Linked DNA regions of Mus musculus: region 1 is linked to region 2. Evidence: chromatin contacts called from ENCODE Hi-C or POLR2A ChIA-PET data. All regions are on one chromosome and are shown on one strand. The core of a region is the stretch at or near the end of the contact, and the rest is flanking DNA. Distances in the headings are between cores, read along the strand shown.

Region 1 (5,919 bases), core at 3,070-5,569, 47 kb before region 2:
AGCCTGTGCCCTCCAGCACATTACCACCGGATGGTTGAGGTGTTATGCAATGTTAACCTATGCTTTAAGTGACAAGTAAATTTTAGCAAGTCAATAGAAAAGGTCTGATTCTCTACAGTTCAGTGCAAGTGGTCCTTAAGTATTTCTAAGGCTCACTCATATACCCACAATGCTACCAAGTTAAATTTTATAAAGTTTATTTGTGCTTCAAAATACAAAGGCCAACCCTGACTTCCAGGAAATCCACTGTGAGAAATGCTTTTCTCGGCTTAGCAGGGGCCTCCCCAGGGCCTCCGACTGAGCGCCCTCACCAGCTAGCTGTCAAAGGCTTCCGAGGGTGACCACAGTCACGAGGCCTTACTGGCTCCTCTTGCAGAACAAACTCCAAGGTCGTCTGATGACTCTTTGGGAAATTAAAGGCAGGAGCAGCAGCAGGCTATGTGGTTCTCTCTGGCACTACAGGGCAATAACCTAGAAACAAGGAAAGAACCTGAAGGAGACAGGCAGCTAAGTGATCAAAACTACAAACTTTAGGAACAAGCATTATCAGATAGTCCTGGGATTCCAGCCGCCATCACAAGGCACTGTGTGCGCTACACACAGGCAGGCACCAGCCAAGTTCAGAAGCAGGCTGCTAACTTTTTTTTTAAAAGAAAGTTTTAAGAAGTTCCTGGTAAGTGGCCAAAAAAAGGTTTCTCATGAAACATCAGAGTATTTATATTCAACCAAATCCCTGAGGACCTGAACCTGAGTCCACTCAGAAGTGAAGGCAAGCAGAGCCACCCTGCAGAGAATTCCACAAGTACAGCTACTTTAGTGTAAGCCCATATCCACCCCCCAGATTCCATAGAGAAAAAGGACACAGTGTACACTGCATTACTAAGGCTGGGCTGAGCAAAGCCCCCCCCCCCCCAAGCCCGCCACTTGTTTCTGTGCCATCAAGGAGACGATACTTAGGAGGCTGCCAGGGCCACAACTTCTTTTCTAAATGTCAGCACCGCTAGAGGCAACGACAGAGTCGTCAAGCATTCTCATGGCACGCCTTACATCCCTGCCTCCTCTAAAGGAAGACATTCATTTTCTAGAACTATGTGACCAGCATGTCTCACTCCAGTGAGCACAGGACAGGTGCTGGCAGCCCGCCCATTTCTGCTAACTCAGGGACTTTGCCCTCAGAGCACCCAAGGAGGAGGATTAACAGGCAACTAGACCTTAGGTTTTGGGAGGTTGGCACACAGCTCTCTATGGAGTCTATTTAACTTGATCCCTTATAAAGCTCAAATTTCTTCAAGCATGGAGCCACACCCCTAAGCCTCAGAATAGAGTATTTTCCCTCAGCTGAAATCTTCAGACAGGGATAACCAATCCATCATAGGCTTATGGGCTTTTCGGGAACACAAAATGAGAACATGAAAATCCCAGCACCTGAAAGGCCACAAACTGAGTTTGAGGTCAACCAGGTCTACATAGCAAGTTGCAGGCCAGCACGGGCTACACAGTAAGACTAAAGGGAGGAAGGGTTACACTCGATTCTGCAGCACCTGATCTAACAGACTAACCCTTCCCAGCAACCACAACCCCTGCAATTCTGTGAAGCTCTTACCAGATAGAGGCATCCCGAAGGCCCTTTCTTTCGATGGTGATTTTGTGCCACGCCTTACGATGAGCCAACCGGGAATCTGAGTAACGAAGACAACACACCTCACTCTAACAGAAGCAATCTTACTGTGGACATTCTCAAAATAGGTCTTAAAAGTCGAGCCTCAGTAAACCATGACTCTTCAGAAAGTGTCATTTCAGACAGGGATAACTTAAATCATCCTCAGCTCAACCAGTGACAATCGCTTGTCTGTCACAAGAGAGCTACAAACCTAGCGAAGAAACGAAAAAATCCTGCTGAAACTTGCCTGCCACTTAGCACACCCCTCAGCCAGGGTACAGGACGGGTTGGCACTGATGGTCCACTGAGCTGCGCGTGCCAGCTCTTCTGCTCACAGGCACCCTTCCGAGTCAGGCCCAGAACCTGAGGCGCAGCCGTCACCTATCAGTAAGGAAACACACACAAGGTTAACTCTAAAAAACTCACATGGAGTCTTCCAGGCAAGCCCGGAAGGCTGAGTTTCAGGCATCCACACTCCACACAGAAAGGCCTCCAGACAGATAGCTTTATATCATCATGGACTCAGCTCCCACAGCAGGTCAGCCTTTGTGCACGAGAACTTTTTACAAGTTTTTAAAAAAGATTCAGCAAATGTTCTTAACCACTAAGCCATTTCTCTAATCACTCCTGTCCTCTTAAAGACAAGGTGACTCACAGGAAGGAAGCCAAGACAGAATTATGAGTTTGAACCCAACCCCTGTTCCACAACAAATGCAAGGCCAATCCAGGTTACAAGGGAAGACTCTGGAAAAAGGTCACTTCCAGCAGCATCTGCCTTACAGCTGAGCCAGAGTCTTTGGCAAGTCTTTGTAGACTATCAGTGAAATCCCTAAAATGGTACAGGTCACCCACTACAGCGACCCTACTGAAGGGCAGCCATTACCACACCTGCCACTAAGAGGTGACACTATACAAAGGAGTGTCTCCTTTCCCCACCCACATGTACAAAAGCATATGGCTGTCTGTTAAGACTGAGGATTAAAAAAACCTATCTCAGGAGGTGCTTAAACATAGCCAGTGCTCTGGTCTTGCTGTGAGAATGGTCATCAAACCGTTTCTCCATGCCTGCTCAAACCTCGAGGACTCTTAATTCCACTCCATACCCGTCTCATCCACTGACCTGGGTGGAAATGTGTGTATTTTAACACTTTTTACGTGTTCTGAGAGATATCCAGGTTTGGAAGCCAGTGATTCTGTGTTACAGAAGACAAGGCTCTGTGCTACTCCCAGGTAGCAGGCCCAAATCTTTACTTAACCCAATTTCTAGGCCAAAAAACAGCTTGGTGGCTAAAGGGGAAACCAAACTCACTCAAGTCAACCAGACACATAGATGCAGTGGCACACGCATATACAAAAGAAACAGAACCCACTCACTGAACGTCAGTTTACTTAGCAGTTGAGTGAGGAACAATTTTGTATTCACCAATGTTAAATGCAGCTTGTGAGAGTGCTGAGTAAGGAGGACCACGCCCTCCTCTGGACAATCAATCCCCAACAACCTCTAACCCCACCCCCACCCCAAACCTAACAACCAACCCTTCCCAGCTACCACAACCCCTGCGACTCTATGAAGCTCTTACCAGGCGCAGGCATCCTGAAGGCCCTTGTGCACCACCACGCCTTTCCATGATGCTTCCTGGAGACAACACCTCCGTCTGAAGGAGTAATAAAGAGATCCCACTTCATTCTAACAGAAGCAACCTTACTGTGGTCATTCTCAAAACAGACCTCAAAACGTCGAGCCTCAGTAAACCATGACTCTTCACAAAAGTGTCATTTCAGACAGGGATAACTTAAATCATCCTCAGCTCAACCAGCAAGAGGCCCCCCAAACCCCCCAGTGCCAACCCAACTCATTTTTGGAAATCCGGTTCTGGCAACCACGTTGAGTTGCAGAACGACACTCTATAGCCCCAAATTACACCGGCACAGACCCTCTTCTGGACTTGTTTGGAACCCTTACCGACACGGGCTGCAGAGGGCTCAACGCGCATTCTTCTGGCTGAACTTGAGAACTATGTCTGAGGCAGATGCCCACCATCTACCTATGCCTTCTGACGGGTGGACCACACCGAGCCCGTTGGCTTTCAGGGATCCAGCCATTACTTCTGAGACGGAACCTGCATCTTGTCTCCCGAGTGCCAAAAGGCAATGCCTTCGGGGAAGGAGAAGTTATGCCGCGTTAGAGCTAACGGCTTTCAGTTTTCAATCCCGTTCATGACAATCTGTAGTTAGCAGGAGTCACTCGTGTTCACTTAAGGCCACCACCCTCAATGGAGACCCCAGGGAAGACAGAGCTGAGCACATGGCTGGCTTTGGGTCACAGAGAGAAGACCGCTCCCCGCCCCAAGAGAAGGGAGATCGAAGACCAAAAAGGGCTTCATCCCGTCCGCATCAAACGTCTCGCAGTCTGGGGAGCATTTCCTTAGACAGCATCTCAGACCTCCTAAGGCCCACAATAGCAAAGGAAAGGGCTGATCGTCGACACGTCACCTCCGGAGAGAGCAAGCGTGTCGACGGTATGTGTAGGAAAAACCTCATCTTCCCTTTTCCACAACTTACCATCACCCAAAGCTTAGGCCTTTCAGGGAGAACACCACAGACCCGCGCGGCCATAACTTCCAAACACGCGGCAGAGGACCTCGGAAAGGACGAGATCGCGCTTGCGCGCAGTCTTCCCGTTTTCCCTCCCCTCCGCAAGTCTCGCCGGAACTCTCGCGATGTCGAGAATGGTTTGATGGGAAATGTAGTTCTAAATCTACCGTTGCCAAGAATGGGTCGTCTCACCTCACATTGAGTGAAGAGAAAGGGGTAAGATGGTGGCAGCCACCAGGGGCAGCAGAGGGTTCGGGGTAAGGAGCTTGGACTGTGAACTTCGGCGGTCCCCCGCTAAGTCTGGGGAGGTGGAGAATGTTCGAGGGTTCAGGGACCGTTGAGGAAACTGAGGCTCGTTAATTGTGCTGCAGATTTTTATCTGGGGTGGAGAAATGTCACTTGGCTTAGTTCCTTAGTGAAGTCCAGGGAGAGTCCCAGGGAATGGGCAGAAGCTTTTAAGATGGGGGCGAGAGCGGGTTCCGGCGGCAGGGGGCACTCGAGAGCTGCAGGGGCGACCGTCAGTAGCAGCAGCAGCAGCCCCAGGTATTCGCCTGCCTGTGGCACTGTTCTCACAGGGAAGATACAATGAAATCGGCGCTGAGGACTAGCCGGTATAAGTTGGAGATAAAAACCATTTTAATAGAGGGGTTTAGTGTGAGGATTAGGAGAAAGAGAAGCGCTCAAGAAGAATGCATACCCAGGGTGGGAACTGGCTCAAGGAGAGTTGCAATTGATTGTGTTAGCCATGTATAATTCTAGTAGCTCGTGAGTTACATCTTAAAAGGTTGCTAGGAGACACCCCCTCCCCACTTTCTTGCTATCTTGGTAAGTGAAATAAGTGTGCTGGCCCCAGAGAAGCGTTGGATGGAACTGTAGGCACAAGTCGCTAGGGGTTGCATGGGGGTGGGGGTGGTGTAATTGGTGAGGGTCGCTGAAAAATTGTAGTTTAATATCTGGGAAGGGCAAAAGGGCCTTCAGCAGTTGGTAATTATGCCAGAATTCTTGTTTCTCTGTTGGCAAGAGACTTGACAGGATTCCTGAATGAGGGACCCTCTTCCTCTATCGTGGGCGTGTTTTCCATGTCTTTCGATCCTGCCTCGTTCGTTTAGAGTATCATTTTGCATGGGGCATCTTGACTTCATTTTTAAATAGGACAAAATGGCAAGGCAGGGCCAGAACTTATACCTATTTACAAGCTAGTTTAAATTTACAAGATCTAGAGCCTTTTATTCACAACCCTCGCCCGGTCCTCCAGTCCTCCTCAAATGGAACTCTGTAGCATTTAGCCTGTATCATCTTTTTAATGTGGAAATCTGTTACTCACTCTTAATGACCATATCCGTGTATATTTCTCTCCTTTAATTTAATTGTGAGTCCTTTTGGGGGGAGGGAACTCTCTTAATATTTTTTTTATTCCCTCATAGTGCTGGGCTTAGTGTTGGGCTGTGTCTTTCTCACAGAATGTCCCAAGGAGATAATCAATAATGTATTCAGCAAGAACACAGGCCCTTGAATTTTCTATCTTACCCTTGAAGACAGACTATTTTGTTGAGTTCTGACAGGAAGGATGCATTTTCTCTCGGCACATTAAGTTCTTTCATGTGAGACTTGCAGGGGGAATTCTCAAGAATTTGCCCAAAGCCGCTTGTGAAACTCGTGGGCAC
Region 2 (5,458 bases), core at 2,846-5,345:
TAATCTTGCTGTCAGGTTAATTTTAAGATCATTTTATCTAAATCTTTTCAGAGTTGCACAAGTCTTGAGAGAGGTCTCGGGGTTTGCAGGACATAGGCCCACAGCTGAGAGCACGCAGTCAATTGCAGAGGGCCACAGCATCTCATTTTAAAACTGAGAACACTTGGCCTGGTGGTTTATACCTACCTATAATCCTAGCACTCAAGAAGTAAAGGCAGAAGGATTGCTGAATTTGAGGCCAGCCTGGGGTATATATAGAGTGAAGTCCAGACCAGCCTGGAGCCTGTCTCAGAAAAGCAAACAAAATAAATCCCAACAAAAATAAATCCATTTTAGCCAGTCATGGTGGTTCTCTGCCAACTAGCTTTTGGGTGATTAAGACAGGAGAAACAAGAATCCAAGGCCTGGGCCTGGAGAGATGGCTCGGCAGTTTAGGGCACTGGCTGTTCTTTCAGAGGACCTTGGTTCAATTCCCATCATCCACATGATAGCTCACAGCCATCTGTATGTAACTGCAGTTCCACGGGAGGATCCAGCGCCCTCTTCTGGCCTGAAGTCATACAAATAGGGCACAGGCACACATGCGGGGGGGGGGGTGGGGGGACGACGACGACGGACACACTTATACATATAAGAAAATTTAAAAAATAAACAAGTTGGTGGTTGTGCATGGCTTTAGTCCCAGCACTTGGGAAACAGAAGCAGGCAGATCTCTGAGTTCAAGGATAGTCTGGTCTACAGGGCAAGTTCCAAGACTAGACAGAGAAACCCTGTATGGAAAAACAAACAAACAAACAAAAAAGTTGCAGGCCAGCTGGGCGTGCTGGTTCACATCTTTAACCTCAGCTCCCAGGAGGCAGAGGCAGAGACAGGTGAATCTCTGTGAATTTGAGACCAGTCTGGGCTAGATAGTAAATTCCAGGCCAGCCAAGGCTACATAGTGAAACTTTGTCTCAAGACAAGATAAGGGAATAAAAAAATATTCAAGCCAGTCTGCTTTACAGAGCAAAGTACTGTCTCAATTTTTTCAGTATTTATTTCAATTTTTTACAGTTTTTTTTAAGTTATAAAAACATAGCAAGTGTATGCATTCCACTTTTTGTTTTTCTACTCAAGGGCATTTTGGAGATAATTCCCTATCAACACACAGTTACCTCATTGCTTTTAACAGCTGCAATGTGACATTCCCACACGTTACACCCAACTGTTTCTCACTCTCCCACACCAGGCAGGAGAGGTGGTTTACTGCAGCCAAGTCTGTGATCTCTCCATCTCCAGGGCTAGGGCGGCATGGCACAAGTCTCTGATGTCACCGAAGCATCATGCATATTCTCGTCCTTGGCCGTACAGGGGTGAGGACACAGCCCAGCCGTCCAGCAGTGAGGACACAGCCCAACCGTCCAGCAGTGAGGACACAGCCCAGCCCAGCCCAGCCCAGGTGCCAGAGTAGCATCTGCCAGGCTGAGAGGTGGATTGGGCCTGAATGGTTCCAGCAGCCCCACGGTGCCTCTTCTGCCTGATGCTCTTTGCTGCCATGGGACAGACAGAATGATCCTCACATGATGGAACTCACACGCATGCCAGGCAAGTCCAGCCTCCCACCTGCACCCCAACCCCCAGGGCTGGTTCTTTTGCCGCTCTCAGCATGGTTTCCTAAGGATATGTGGAGGGGTCACTAAATGGCTCCCTGCCTGTGCTTCAGAGAAACAGCTCCCAAGTTTGGGGTTATTATCTGTCTTTGCCCCAGCCTTGCCTTTCCGTGGCTGGAGACTGGGAAGGAGAAGTTTGCCACCCTGCCTAATAGGAAGTAACTAAAGCTCTAAGCATGTGGTGCACACACATTTTATTTATTTATTTTTACATGAATTAGTGTTTTGCCTGTGTCATATATGTATGTATGTATGTATGTATGTATGTGTTAAGTATGTATTATGATGTACATGCCTGTGGAGGTATAAGAAGGGCATTTGATCTCTGAAACTGAGTTAAGGCTGTCTGCAAGATCCCAAGTGCATGCTGGGAACTGAACCTGGGTCTCTGCAACATCAGCAAAAGCTTCCAACCATATAATTATTTCCCCTGCCCCACTTTTTTTTTTTTTTTTTTAAGATTTATTTATTGCCGGGCAGTGGTGGCACACACCTTTAATCCCAGCACTTGGGAGGCAGGAGGATTTCTGAGTTGGAGGCCAGCCTGGTCTACAGAGTGAGTTTCAGGACAGCCAGGGCTACACAGAGAAACACTATCTTGAAAATAAAAAAATAAAATAAATTTTAAAAATTCTTTTATTTATATGAGTCCACTATAGCTGTCAGACACACCAGAAGAGGGTATCAGATCCCATTACAGATGGTTGTGAGCCACCATGTGGTTGCTGGGAGTTGAACTCAGGACCTCTGGAAGAGCAGTCAGTGCTTTTAACCTCTGCTCTACCCAACCCACCAACGTGGCAGACTGGGGGCAGGGTGGTTAAGAGCAACAAGAGCCCAGAGACCTGGCTCACCTCTGAAAGCAGCTCTGCTGCAGCGCCCCCTGGTGGTGGTCTCTCCATACTCTCTGGCTGGGCGAGGACTTCAGAAAGAAAGACTGAGGCCATTGGTGCAGGGGCTGAGGATAGGGACTCCAGACCTGGGGGTACAGGTCTAGTTCGTTCCTCTGCCATTTCCTGCCTGCCGTAAGTTTCCACATCAAATCCCAAGTGAGGGGCTAACCCAGGCCCTAGGCATCTGTATCAGTGGCACCCCCTGCCCTTCTCCGGCCTGCTGTTCTTGTTCAGGAGCTGACAGGTCCGGCGAGTGCTCGTAGGTGGGAGCATGGGAGTGTTGGACAGGGTGTCATAAATGTAGGCCTTCGTACAGGGCTAGGTACGCGAACATGAAGAGTGGTACTCTACCAGGAAGTGGGTAAGAACATCACAAGATGGCACCACCCAGAGCCGAGTTAAGGGAGGGATATCTGGGTCCAGGAGGGAGATGAGGAGGCACAGCCCAGCTCCTATGGGCTCAAGGTGGCTAGAGACGTGGGCTAAGGAGGATAAAAGCCTGTGGCTTAAACTTGAGGGAGGGCCGGCCGTCACCACTACTAATAATAGCAAAGATAACAGCAGCTGCTAGTTAGAGCCAGGGGCCCCACAAATGCTCCCTGTTACTGCTACCACACAGAGAGGGGAAAGCTGAGACCGAGGAGGCTTAGGGGATTCATCTAAGACCACAGGAGCAGTCAATGGCAGATCAGGATTTGAACCCCCGGCTCTGTTAGCTGGAGTCATATATAGTTATTTCTCATTACAGCCAACAAAGCAAGTTACTTGGTCAGTATTGGCCAGGCTAGAGTATCCAAAGCCTGGGCCTGGGGGCTGTTCATGACACGGAGATGTGGAGGGCCTTCCTCTGCATCTATTGCCAGTTACTGTGAGAGCCAGCTTTCAGCCTTAGCAAGAAGCCTCTGTGTCCTTGGGTGCAGAGCAACATTCACAGTTTCCTAAGGGACAGTCCCAAGAACTAGCATATACCTCGGTTGCCTTTCCAACTGCTCTGTGTTTAGTCCTGGGGTGGTTAAGGGGACAAGACCCAACTTCCAGCAAGGACCCGGTCTGGCCTAGAAGGGATGCCAGGCCTGAGGAGAGATCATTCTAATGGACGAAGGAGAGACAGCAGCTAGAGAAGGCCAAGGCTTCCTAGACGATGTAGCTGCAGCGATCGATCGGGGATTCTGGAAAGGATGCAAGCCTAGTCGAGGCTCCTGGAGTCAAAGGAGCCTGAGGTCACACGAGAAAGAGAAGGGGAAATTGAGTGGTTTTTGCTTGGTTGTTATGGGGGTGTGTCCGTGTGAGCGCGTGTGTTGCTGGAGATCGAACCTAAGATCTGTGTGCTAGGCAAGTGTTTAAATGTGGCCATAAGTGGAGCAGCAGGAGCTACAAGCCCAGGCAGAAGCCGCGGGCCGACCACGCCCCCCGAAGCACCGCCCACACACCAAGAAGCCCCGCCTCAATGAGGCCCCGCCCACACCCAGTCCCCGCCCCTGCGCCCTCGCGCAGGTAGGGAAGAGGCGGAGCGCTGGCGCTCAGCCTTGTAGCCGCCGCCCCGCCGCTGCCCACTCTGCTCTCAGCCGCTTCCCGGGACGTGGGGCCTCCGAGAGGTGAGCACGGGGAATTGGGTGCGGCGGAGCTCGGGTCCGCTAGGCCGCGGGTGGCCAGGGATTCACGGGGCTGCCCCGTTCGGCCGCGGGGAAGGTCGGGGGCTGTGCGCCCCGCAGAGCGCCCTAGAGGCCGAGGCTGGACTCTGTGCCCGCGGGACCGCTGGATCCCTCCCGCAGATCCTTGGCCTCTGCTGGGACCAGGACGCCTAAAGGGGTTCCCCGGGGCACAGTCACCAGATGTCTGGGCGCGTGGTTTGCGCAAAAGTTTAAAAGCCCAGAGAGGAAGAGAGGGCACTGCCCAGTGTTGGAACATGCGACTCCGCCTCCAACCAGAAATCCCTTTTAGACCTTAAGACTATATTCCCCTGTCTCCCGGGTGAACTTCCAAAGTCCTCGGGCAGCGTTTTGTGCGTGGAGCTTCGCCGCCGTGGTAGTAACAGGTGCGGGGGTGGGGGATGGGGAAGGCTCACACCGCCAGAGTAGTCCGCGGCTCAGAAAGTGTACTCAGGAGTCCTGGCTTAAGGACCGAGGGGTTTGGAGAGTTGGGCCCCCAGCTGATGTTTCTGCATTGGATTGAAAGTTAGGGAGCGAAAGGTCTGTAGGGCCCAGGTCTCTACCACAACCCCAGGGCAGAAGGGAAGCCAGGTCCATACCTTGATTCAACTCCAGGAAACACCGAGCCGCGAGTCTGTAGGGCCGGGACATAGAGAGCGAAGGTGAGGTGTACCTGAGGGATTGCCTCATAGGTGGAGCGGTTGCTGTTTCTCAACCAGCTGCATTGGGGGTTCCAGTGTGGGTGACATCTTGTGGTGAAATACTGTCCCCAGCATCTATGTTGTGCTGTTGTGATTGTAGTCAGGGAGAAGAAAATGAAACTTGGTTTCAAGCAGTGGTTCTCAGCTTAGGGGTGCTTTTGCCCGCTAAGGATATTTGACAATCCCTGGAGACACTTGGCCATCACAGGTCTGCCCCACAGTACAGAATCTGGCCCCTCAAAAGTCAACATTGAGTGACCGTCCTATGACCACCAGCCCACTAGGGTACTTCTTGTGAATTTCTCTCCCTACCTAAGTTTCTCCAGGGGCTGGGAAGGGCCAGGACGAATCTCAGTGAGAGATAAAGAGATAGGTGGGCAGGCTTCGCCCTGGCTGGCCACTGGCCCTGTGGAGGAGAAGCTGGGAACAGTGGCTCTCTCGAAGCACAGGTCTGTAGTACTTTACCCAGGATAGCTTCAGACACAGGATAAGCTCAAGGTAAGCCAGAGTAGCCCTGGGGATGGAGGAAGGGCAGGACCAAGCTCTGTTCCCATGGAGTTTCCCAA

What was found. Hi-C counts contacts between places; a loop is a spot of excess contacts on that map. ChIA-PET counts read pairs that join two places held with the same protein, here RNA polymerase II (POLR2A).
Region 1: POLR2A ChIA-PET joins it to region 2 with 33 read pairs in Patski. The contact joins the promoter of Snhg16 here to the promoter of Rhbdf2 in region 2. A Hi-C loop is called at or near these places in 1 of 37 maps with a recorded cell type or tissue (mouse trophoblast stem cell). POLR2A ChIA-PET finds 5 or more read pairs at or near these places in 4 of 5 experiments (Patski and embryonic stem cell).

The regions. Positions count from the first base shown.
Region 1 is chr11:116,670,060-116,675,978 of GRCm38, reverse strand. It overlaps Snhg16 (small nucleolar RNA host gene 16), which reads right to left and starts at 4,319. Exons shown (of 5, transcript NR_027821.1): 1 at 4,223-4,319; 2 at 3,624-3,815; 3 at 3,241-3,315; 4 at 1,908-2,041; 5 at 181-1,679. Snord1c (small nucleolar RNA, C/D box 1C) reads right to left here and starts at 3,474; the gene lies at 3,397-3,474. It overlaps Snord1b (small nucleolar RNA, C/D box 1B), which reads right to left and starts at 1,832; the gene lies at 1,756-1,832. Snord1a (small nucleolar RNA, C/D box 1A) reads right to left here and starts at 1,382; the gene lies at 1,307-1,382.
Region 2 is chr11:116,622,857-116,628,314 of GRCm38, reverse strand. Rhbdf2 (rhomboid 5 homolog 2) reads left to right here and starts at 4,095. Exons shown (of 19, transcript NM_001167680.2): 1 at 4,095-4,137.